Linked DNA regions of Homo sapiens: region 1 is linked to region 2. A link is an interaction called in ENCODE POLR2A ChIA-PET data of the cell type or tissue named here. Cell type or tissue: GM12878. All regions are shown on one strand.

Evidence for each region. Peaks named below come from ENCODE experiments on the same cell type or tissue, not always from the same donor. Only the 100,000 strongest peaks of a DNase experiment are listed, where the experiment ranks them.
Region 1: POLR2A ChIA-PET joins it to region 2 with 5 read pairs; 3 of 35 experiments call an interaction of 5 or more read pairs at or near these places.

Annotation. Positions count from the first base shown.
Region 1 is chr22:42,029,371-42,033,370 of GRCh38, reverse strand. It overlaps a transcript of WBP2NL not described here. Among named protein-coding and RNA genes, the nearest start is that of WBP2NL, 33 kb to the right of the region's middle. In GM12878, no CTCF peak of the experiment used is centred here; a DNase peak (open chromatin) is centred at 1,950; H3K4me3 peaks cover 892 bases; H3K27ac peaks cover 2,774 bases.
Region 2 is chr22:41,934,537-41,938,536 of GRCh38, reverse strand. It overlaps a transcript of CENPM not described here. Among named protein-coding and RNA genes, the nearest start is that of TNFRSF13C, 9.7 kb to the right of the region's middle. RefSeq lists enhancers at 1,746-1,805, 1,846-1,985, 2,026-2,285, 2,336-2,415, 1,647-2,719 and 1 more. In GM12878, no CTCF peak of the experiment used is centred here; a DNase peak (open chromatin) is centred at 2,186; H3K4me3 peaks cover 56 bases; H3K27ac peaks cover 3,838 bases.

The sequences.
Region 1 (4,000 bases), 95 kb before region 2:
GCCCAGACCTGGGAGCTCTCCAAGCCAGGGCTGTGACTCCCTCTTTGGGGCCCTATGGTTCCTGGCATCTCCAAGCTTCTGGGCACCACCTTTTCCCTGGTGCCAGCTGTGGAAGCTGCTTGGAGTGCGACTGGTCCAGCTGCAGCCTCGTGGAGAGCTGGTGCCCATGCTGGTACCTGGAGCTGACCACCCCACTGCAGCAGCTGGCACATCTGACTGAAAAATAGCCAGACCCCACACTTCCCCACACACCCCTTGTCACTCCATGCAATCTCCCTTGGCAGGCATGGGATCCAGGCCAGTAGCATGAGCCAAGTGCAGCCTGTCAGGCCGGGTGGGTGGAATGAGCCCAGTGGGCCCAAGCAATACTTGGGCAGAGGTGCCACTTGTCCACAGAGGTTTCTGGCCAGAAAAGTGACACCCCAAAGATACCATAATATTAATAATTAATACCCTGTTTTATTATTTATAATAAATTCTAATTACTAAAAATTACAAGTTTCTTATATTGGCTACTAAATCATACATCTAAACTAATCAAACTGCTGGTCACATCTGTATAGACCCTTTCCCTTTGACAGAACCCCTTCTTTCTAATCCATTTAGGAAGCTTCAAAGAAAGTTTATTCTCTAGCAGTCCATGGTTGTCTGCCCCACCCTCTTCAGGCTCCAGAAGACTCTCAAGGCAAAGGCCAGGAAGAATATCATACGTTTCACTTCCTACCTGACAATGAGGTAATCTGTGTAACAGAATAAATTTTTACATTATTAATTTGAATTGGGCTTCTACATTTTATATATATACATACATGATTTTCAAGCAAGCAACCAAGTGCTAGGCAAGGAAAGCCAAGTCAACATGAAGGCAAAGGCTTTCTATTACCTTTTGGGTAAACCCAAATCCTGAGATTTGGATTAGGATAGATGCTTAAGAGATAGAGGTGATGCAGACCAACAGCACAGCTGAGAGGGCAGAATCTGGAAGTTTAAGGAATTGTCAGACTCTCAAGGATAAGGAGGCCTTTGGGGTCCTACTCCCCAGTTCTAAGGAGCAATATGGTACACAGAGTTGGATCTCTGACACCCTGGTTCTAAGCCCTACCTAAGATTCTGGGGTCCCAAGGCAACAAGCTTTTAGACTTGACGGGACTGCCAGGACTGGATAGTGGCTGTTTCAGAAGCAGTCTGATGACCAGAAGAAACTTCTCAGCATCTTGGTGCCAAATAAAATCTGGATACCTTTGCATAATCTTAGGATTTGTGAGAAGCCCACCAACAAAGCAGATGGTGGTGGGGATCTTGGTAACAGAAATAAATTTACAGAAAACAAAGACATGCAATATTTCTTGAACATATTAATCTATGGATTGAAAAATCGGCCAGGCACAGGCCGATGCCTGTAATCCCAGCACTTTGGGAGGCCGAGGCGGGTGGATCACTTGAGGTCAGGAGTTCGAAACCAGCCTGGCCAACATGGTGAAACCCTGTCTCCACTAAAAACACAAAAATTAGCCGAGCATGGTGGCAGGCACCTGTCATCCAAGCTATTCAGGAGGCTGAAGCAGGAGAATCGCTTAAACCTGTGGGGCAAAGGTTGCAGTGAGCCGAGATCGCGCCACTGCACTCCAGCCTGGGGGACAGAGCCAGATTCTATCTTGAAAAAAAAAAAAACAAAAAGAGGAAAATCACACCAACTATATGTTTTTGTCCTGATATCTCAGGGTAGCTGAGCCAGGAAGGTTCTGCTCCAGCAGGCTGGGGAGCATCCACTTACCCATGAAAAGGAGTATTTGGAGGCTCATTTTAGGGGCCAATACCAGATAGTCCAGGACTAAAAGGTCTTCTTATTTCTATCCCTTTATATTTCTAATAGGAAATGAAAGAGTAGACAACAGAGTATAGTTTCTGTATTGCAGCTGGGGAAGAGACAGGAAGAGCGGAATCCACCAGCACAGTGAGTGAGTCAGAAAGAAAGTACTCAAAACGTCAGTGAGGAGCTGAGGAACTCAGCACATGAGTGCTCTCAGCATGCAGAAGGCTCAGCTGAATTCTGACTGGATTTGTCCTCAGCAAAGCAAAAACCAGGGTCCTTTGAATATACAGGACACAAAGCTCTTCTTATAGAACAAATTGGACTGAGCCTTTGGGGGAAACAACTGTACCAGACAGTGGGAGCTAACTAACAGTAGGTGTGCCACGCAGCACCACGTGGGTCCAAACTGTGGCTCCACTTGGTTCTATCCTTACACAGTCACAGCCTTTGGTTGTACTGGGGCAGTTTGGTGGACCAGGTAAACAGGTACCCTTTGCACAGGAGAACATGGTGGAATTCCACCTTTAAGAAACTCGAACCTGCTACGCTTTTCAGGTAACTGGACCCCACCTCAAATCTACCTGGTACAAGTATAACTAACATGAAGAGCAGAAGAGAAGTCTAGTTTGTATTCTTTTAGAATTCTAATCCCCAAATATTTGCCAGAGATCAGTTACTCGGAAAACTTTCTGATATAAAAAAGGCCTCACCCATTCACCCTGTTCTCAACTTACCATCACATTCCAGCAGACACTGAAAAGCTGAACAAGGGAAACCTTATCCCTGCTCTAGTTGGTTGAGTCTCTCCTCTCTTCCTCTCATCACTGTTGCCCACGTACTGTAGTTTGGAAGTAAGAAAAGAAGAAACTTAAAATATCTCGTTATTTTCCTCCAAAAATTTTAGGGATAAAAGCGCCAGATCCTATGACCCATGTTTAAGATCCAATATTGCCTGGATTCCCTGTTTGGAAACTTTAGAGAGGTTTACAGCCACACTTTCCCTTTTCACTTCTTCCCTTCATGCCAGTTGCCTGGGCAAAGTGGCTGTCCCTGTGTTTTGACATTCCAGCTTCCTAGACCCATAACTCTATCCCAGTAATTTCTGAGAGGAAGCAGCAGCTACTTTCTATATATTTTATCTTCAAGATGTCCCACCCTGCTTTCTGTAAATTGGATATAAAGCTCTTTTATTTGGAATGGAAGGAAGAATGGTCTTTTGACTTGTCTTCATTTTTGGAAAGAGCTTTAAGGTCTAGCATACTCCAGATACCTGAAGTCCATTCTAATTCTAATATCCCATAATTCCAGAAAGTGTTTCTCAGTTTCTTCCACTGAACAAAATGTTTACTGAATATTCTAAAATCAAATAATTTTGAAAAAACTGTAAATTTTGAAAATCTCTCCTTCTTGGAGATTATGTCCATTAGTATAGTCAAGGCTCTAAGAAGTAGTAAAGAAACCAGTTTTCTTGTCTTTTTCAATTATATTTAACCCAGTTACTCCATTTCACATAAAACCCATTAATATCTACCTGACTTCCTTAAGAAAGGCTGTCCTTGAGAACATGGGAGCATCTGGTTTCCTAATTTTCACAATGCAGATCAATCAATGACTCTAAGCTGTGTTAAGGAAAGCATTTAAAACTTTTAAAAAGCTCCATATACAAAGAAGTTAATCATGAAGTTGTAATAACAAAAACCTGGAAACAATTCAAATACCTTAAAAGAGGGACTGAGAAAATACGTTATGGTGTAACTGTGTCACAGAATATTATGTGGTCACTAACAATATTTACAAGCATTTCTTCAAAACCTATGAAAATGTAAAATATCTGGTGAAACATTATATAGCATGATTTCAACTACATATAAGAAATATGCATAGAAGGCCAGGCGCAGTGGCTCATGCCTGTAATCCCAGCACTTCAGGAGGCTGAGACAGGAGGATTGCTTGAGGCCAGGAGTTCAAGACCAGCATGGCCAACATGGCCAGACCCCATCTCTATAAAAATAAAAAAAATTAGCTGGGCATGGTTTTACCTGCCTGTAATCCCAGCTACTCAGGAGGTTGAGGCACGAGAATTGCCTGAACCTGGGAGGTGGAGGTTGCAGTGAGCCAAGATTGTGCCACTGCACTCCAGCCTGGGTGATAAAGCAAGACTCTGTCTCAAAAAAAAAAATGCATAGA
Region 2 (4,000 bases):
AAAATTAGCCAGATGTGGTGGTGGGCGCCTGTAGTCCCAGCTACTCAGGAGGCTGAGGCAGGAGAATCACTTGAACCCGGGAGGCGGAGGTTGCAGTGAGCTGAGACTGTGCCACTGCACTCCAGCCTGGGCAACACAGTGAGACTCCACCTCAAAAAAAAAAAAAAAAAAAAGCGAGACCAGCCTGGCCAACATAGTGAAACCCTGTCTCTACTAAAAATACAAAAATTAGCCAGGCATGGTGATGCAGGCCTGTAGTCTCAACTACTCGGGAGGCTGAAGCAGGAGAATCACTTGAACCTGGGAGGCGGAGGTGGTGTTGAACCGAGATTACACCACTGCACTCCAGCCTGGGCAACAGAGCGAGACTCCGTCTCAAAAAAAAAAAAAAAAAATGCTGGGCGCGGTGGTTCCCACCTATAATTCCAGCACTTTGGGAGGCCGAGGCGGGCAGATCACAAGGTCAGGAGATCGAGACCATCCTGGCTAACAGTGAAACTCTGCCTCTACTAAAAATACAAACAAATTAGCCAGGCATGGTGGCGGGCATCTGTAGTCCTAGCTACTTGGGAGGCTGAGGCAGAAGACCGGCATGAACCTGGGAGGCGGAGCTTGCAGTAAGCTGAGATCGCGCCACTGCACTCCAGCCTGGGCGACAGAGCGAGACTCTGTCTCAAAGAAAAAAAAAGGAGTGGGGCGGGGTAAGGGGAGCTTGGACTCGTTATGCCAGTCAGACTCCACATCCTGGCCCTGCTATTATAGAACCTGGTTGTTGCCTCTTGGAGCTTGTTTTCTCAGATGTGAATGGAGATGAGGTTCTGCTCACCTTGTCACGTTGGGAGGATTGAATGAGACGATGGACATGCCTGGGACTGTGTGACCCCCCATGCCTGCGAGTAGGTTGCTGTGTTCATAACATGTGTTAATGCCTTGCACCTTGCTAGGTAGGCACTCAGTGAACAGTAACTATTTGAAATCACATGGAAAGCCGAGGCGGGCGGATTGCCTGAGCTCAGGAGTTTGTGGCTGGCCTGGCAACACGGTGAAACCCCGTCTCCACTAAAATACAGAAAATTAGCCGGGCATGGCAGTCTGTGCCTATAGTCCCAGCTACTTGGGAGGCTGAGGCAGGAAAATTGCTTGAACCCAGGAGGCGGAGGTTGCAGTGAGCTGAGATCGTACCACTGCACTTCAGCCCAGGCAGCGGAGCGAGACTCTATCTCCAAAAAAGAAATCACACAGCGGAGTTCAAAAACTGGTGCAAATTAGGAATTACACCACTGTCAGAAGTTTGCAAGAAGTGAGAAAAGCTGGCTGGAGGTCTCATTTTGGGGTTGATGGCGAGAGATTGTACAGTGCCAGTTGCTTTCCTTCTCCCTTGGGTCTAATTGGAGATTGTAGAGGCATCAGAAGTGGACTCTAGAAATCCCATAGAGAGCCAGGTCCTGACTCCCTTGGAACATGACAGTGCCCTCCCCACATTCACCCTGCATGTGCCAGGGCATGCCCACCAGCCTCAGGCCTCAGGATGGACCCCAGTTGAAGCCCTGGGCAGCACTGCACCAGCACCTCGGGGCCTGTCTGCTTTTTTCTTTTTTTTTGGTTGGTGGGGTGTGGAGTCTTGCTCTGTCGCCCAGGCTGGAGTGCAGTGGCGTGATCTCAACTCACTGCAGCCTCTGCTCCCTGGTTCAAGTGATTCTCCTGCCTCAGCCTCCCGAGCAGCTGAGATTACAGGTGCACGCCACCATGCCCAGCTAATTTTTGTATTTTTAGTAGACACAGGTTTCGCCATGTTGGCCAGGCTGGTCTCAAACTCCTGACCTCACGTGATCTGCCACCCTTGGCCTCCCAAAGTGCTGGGATTACAGGTGTGAGAGTCACCGCGGCCGGCCTAAGGCCTCTCTGCTTTGATGTCACCATCGCAGCTGGGCCCATGCCCTTCACTGAGGGGTGGGCCGCCTTCTAACTCCTTGTAGGTGTCGGGGATGCGGCCCTATCTGCCCCTTTCTGTAGGTTCCTTCTGGAACTTAGCTCAGGCCCCACCCCTAGTGCTCAGTAAGGGTTTGTAGACACCTGGCTGACTTCCTGGCAGTCCCTTGGGCTCCGCTGAGGACTTCAGCCACGTAGATTCCGGTCGAGGCCCCACATGTCACCCGACATTTGCAGGCACGTCATGCTTCACAGAGCTCTTCTCACACAGCAGACCTGTGAGGTAGATGATGTTTCCCCAATTCACAGTTCATGAAACAGACCGTTGTCATGGGAGGTGTGTCACAGTCACACAGCTAACTGGCAGCAGAGCCAGCCCCACTCTGCTTCTCTCCAGTTTTTCTGTGTGCCTGCCTAATCCTTGAAGAAAGGTTTGGAGGCCAGGCGCAGTGGCTCACGCCTGTAATCCCAACACTTTGGGAGGCCACGGTGGGCAGATCACTTGAGGTCAGGAGTTCGAGACCAGCCTGAGTAACACGGTGAAACCCCGCCTTTACTAAAAATACAAAATTAGCCGAGCATGGTGCCATGCGCCTGTAATCCCAGCTACTTGGGAGGCTGAGGCAGGAGAATCACTTGAAACCAGGAGGCAGAGGTTGCAGTGAGCTGAGATTGCACCACTGCACTCCAGCCTGGGTGACAGAGAGACTCCATCTCAAAAAAAAAAAAAAAAGATTTGGGCATCTCCACTGGCCAGGCCCTGAGCTGGAATACAGAAGGTGGAGACAGCCCGTGTGCTCCAGAAAGCAGCAGTCTGCAAGCCATGGTTCCTGCCTCAGGATGGGACCACTAGAACACAGCATCGCGAGAGGGCAGGGGGTGGCAGGATAGGCCCGAGGGCAGAGGCCCTTAGCGTGGGAGCAGAGTGGTGCAGGCTCTGGGCCTGAGCAGGCCTTCGCCCGCAGCAAAAAGCCCCTCGGGCACTTGGTCGGGGAAGCCAGCCTCTGCTTGAGGAGGGGAGGCTCCAGGGCAGAAGGAAGAGGCTGGAGGTGAACCTTCACTTTGGTCCCTGAAGGGATGGGCAGTAGCAGCAGAGCCCGGAAGGCCAGCCTTCCCAGAGAGTGACCTTGTCTTTGGCCCTTCTGTCCTTGGCCAGAATGCGTGTCTTTGCAGGGTAACTGGAGGGTAGAGTAGGTCTTTGGCGGGGCTGATGGAATGGGTGTCCAAGCAGGGGAGGAAGGCGGTGTGGATGCAGCCTGCCTGATCTGGGATGTCACTTTTTGCTGGCGACCAGGAGGAGAGGCCTTCCCCCACACCCCCTCCCCCCCATGCCCGCATGGGGCACCTCTCTCAGGTCCCTGTGCCACATTTTCCTTGCCACCTGGTACCATTTAACAAGAGAAGTGGCATCGCATTCTCCAGCCAAGAGTCTGGGAACCTTCCAAGCACTGGGGAACACAGTGCTGTCACTGCCGCCAGCTCCCAGCTGAGCTTGGCAGGGGCCCTGGAACCAGGAGGCCTCCCCTCTAGAGTTGGGGGCTGGCCTGCCCCTGCCTCACAGCAGAGCTGAGCCACACTTAAATGGCAGGCAGGTGCCCTCAGACCTGCTGTCCCTGGAAGGCGGGGGATGGGTGGCCAGAGAGTGGGGTTGCTTCACGCCATCTGGAGACCCAGTGACATTGTCCAGGAGACAGTTTGGCTGAGGGAAGTAATGGAAGATCAGTGTGTGCCGGAATTGGGGCTTGGTACTGAGGTAAGGTGGAGGGAGATGGGAGAGGCTGGGCTTGGCTGCTTGCTTGGTGGCGTGACCTCAGGCAGGTCACTCACCCTCGGCAAGCCTCAGTTCCTCAGCTGTAGCGTGGCGCCAGGCTAACCGATGCCTTTCTTCCTAGCTAGTTGAGGACTGGCAATGAAGAAGCCACTATTTTATGTATTTATTTAGAGATGGGGTCTTGCTATGCTGCCCAGGCTGGTCTCAAATTGCTGGCCTCAAGCCCATTATTTTGAACATAAAGCTTTAAACAAATGTCAGATGCCTCAGGGTGGCCATGGTCATGACGTGGTCATTGCA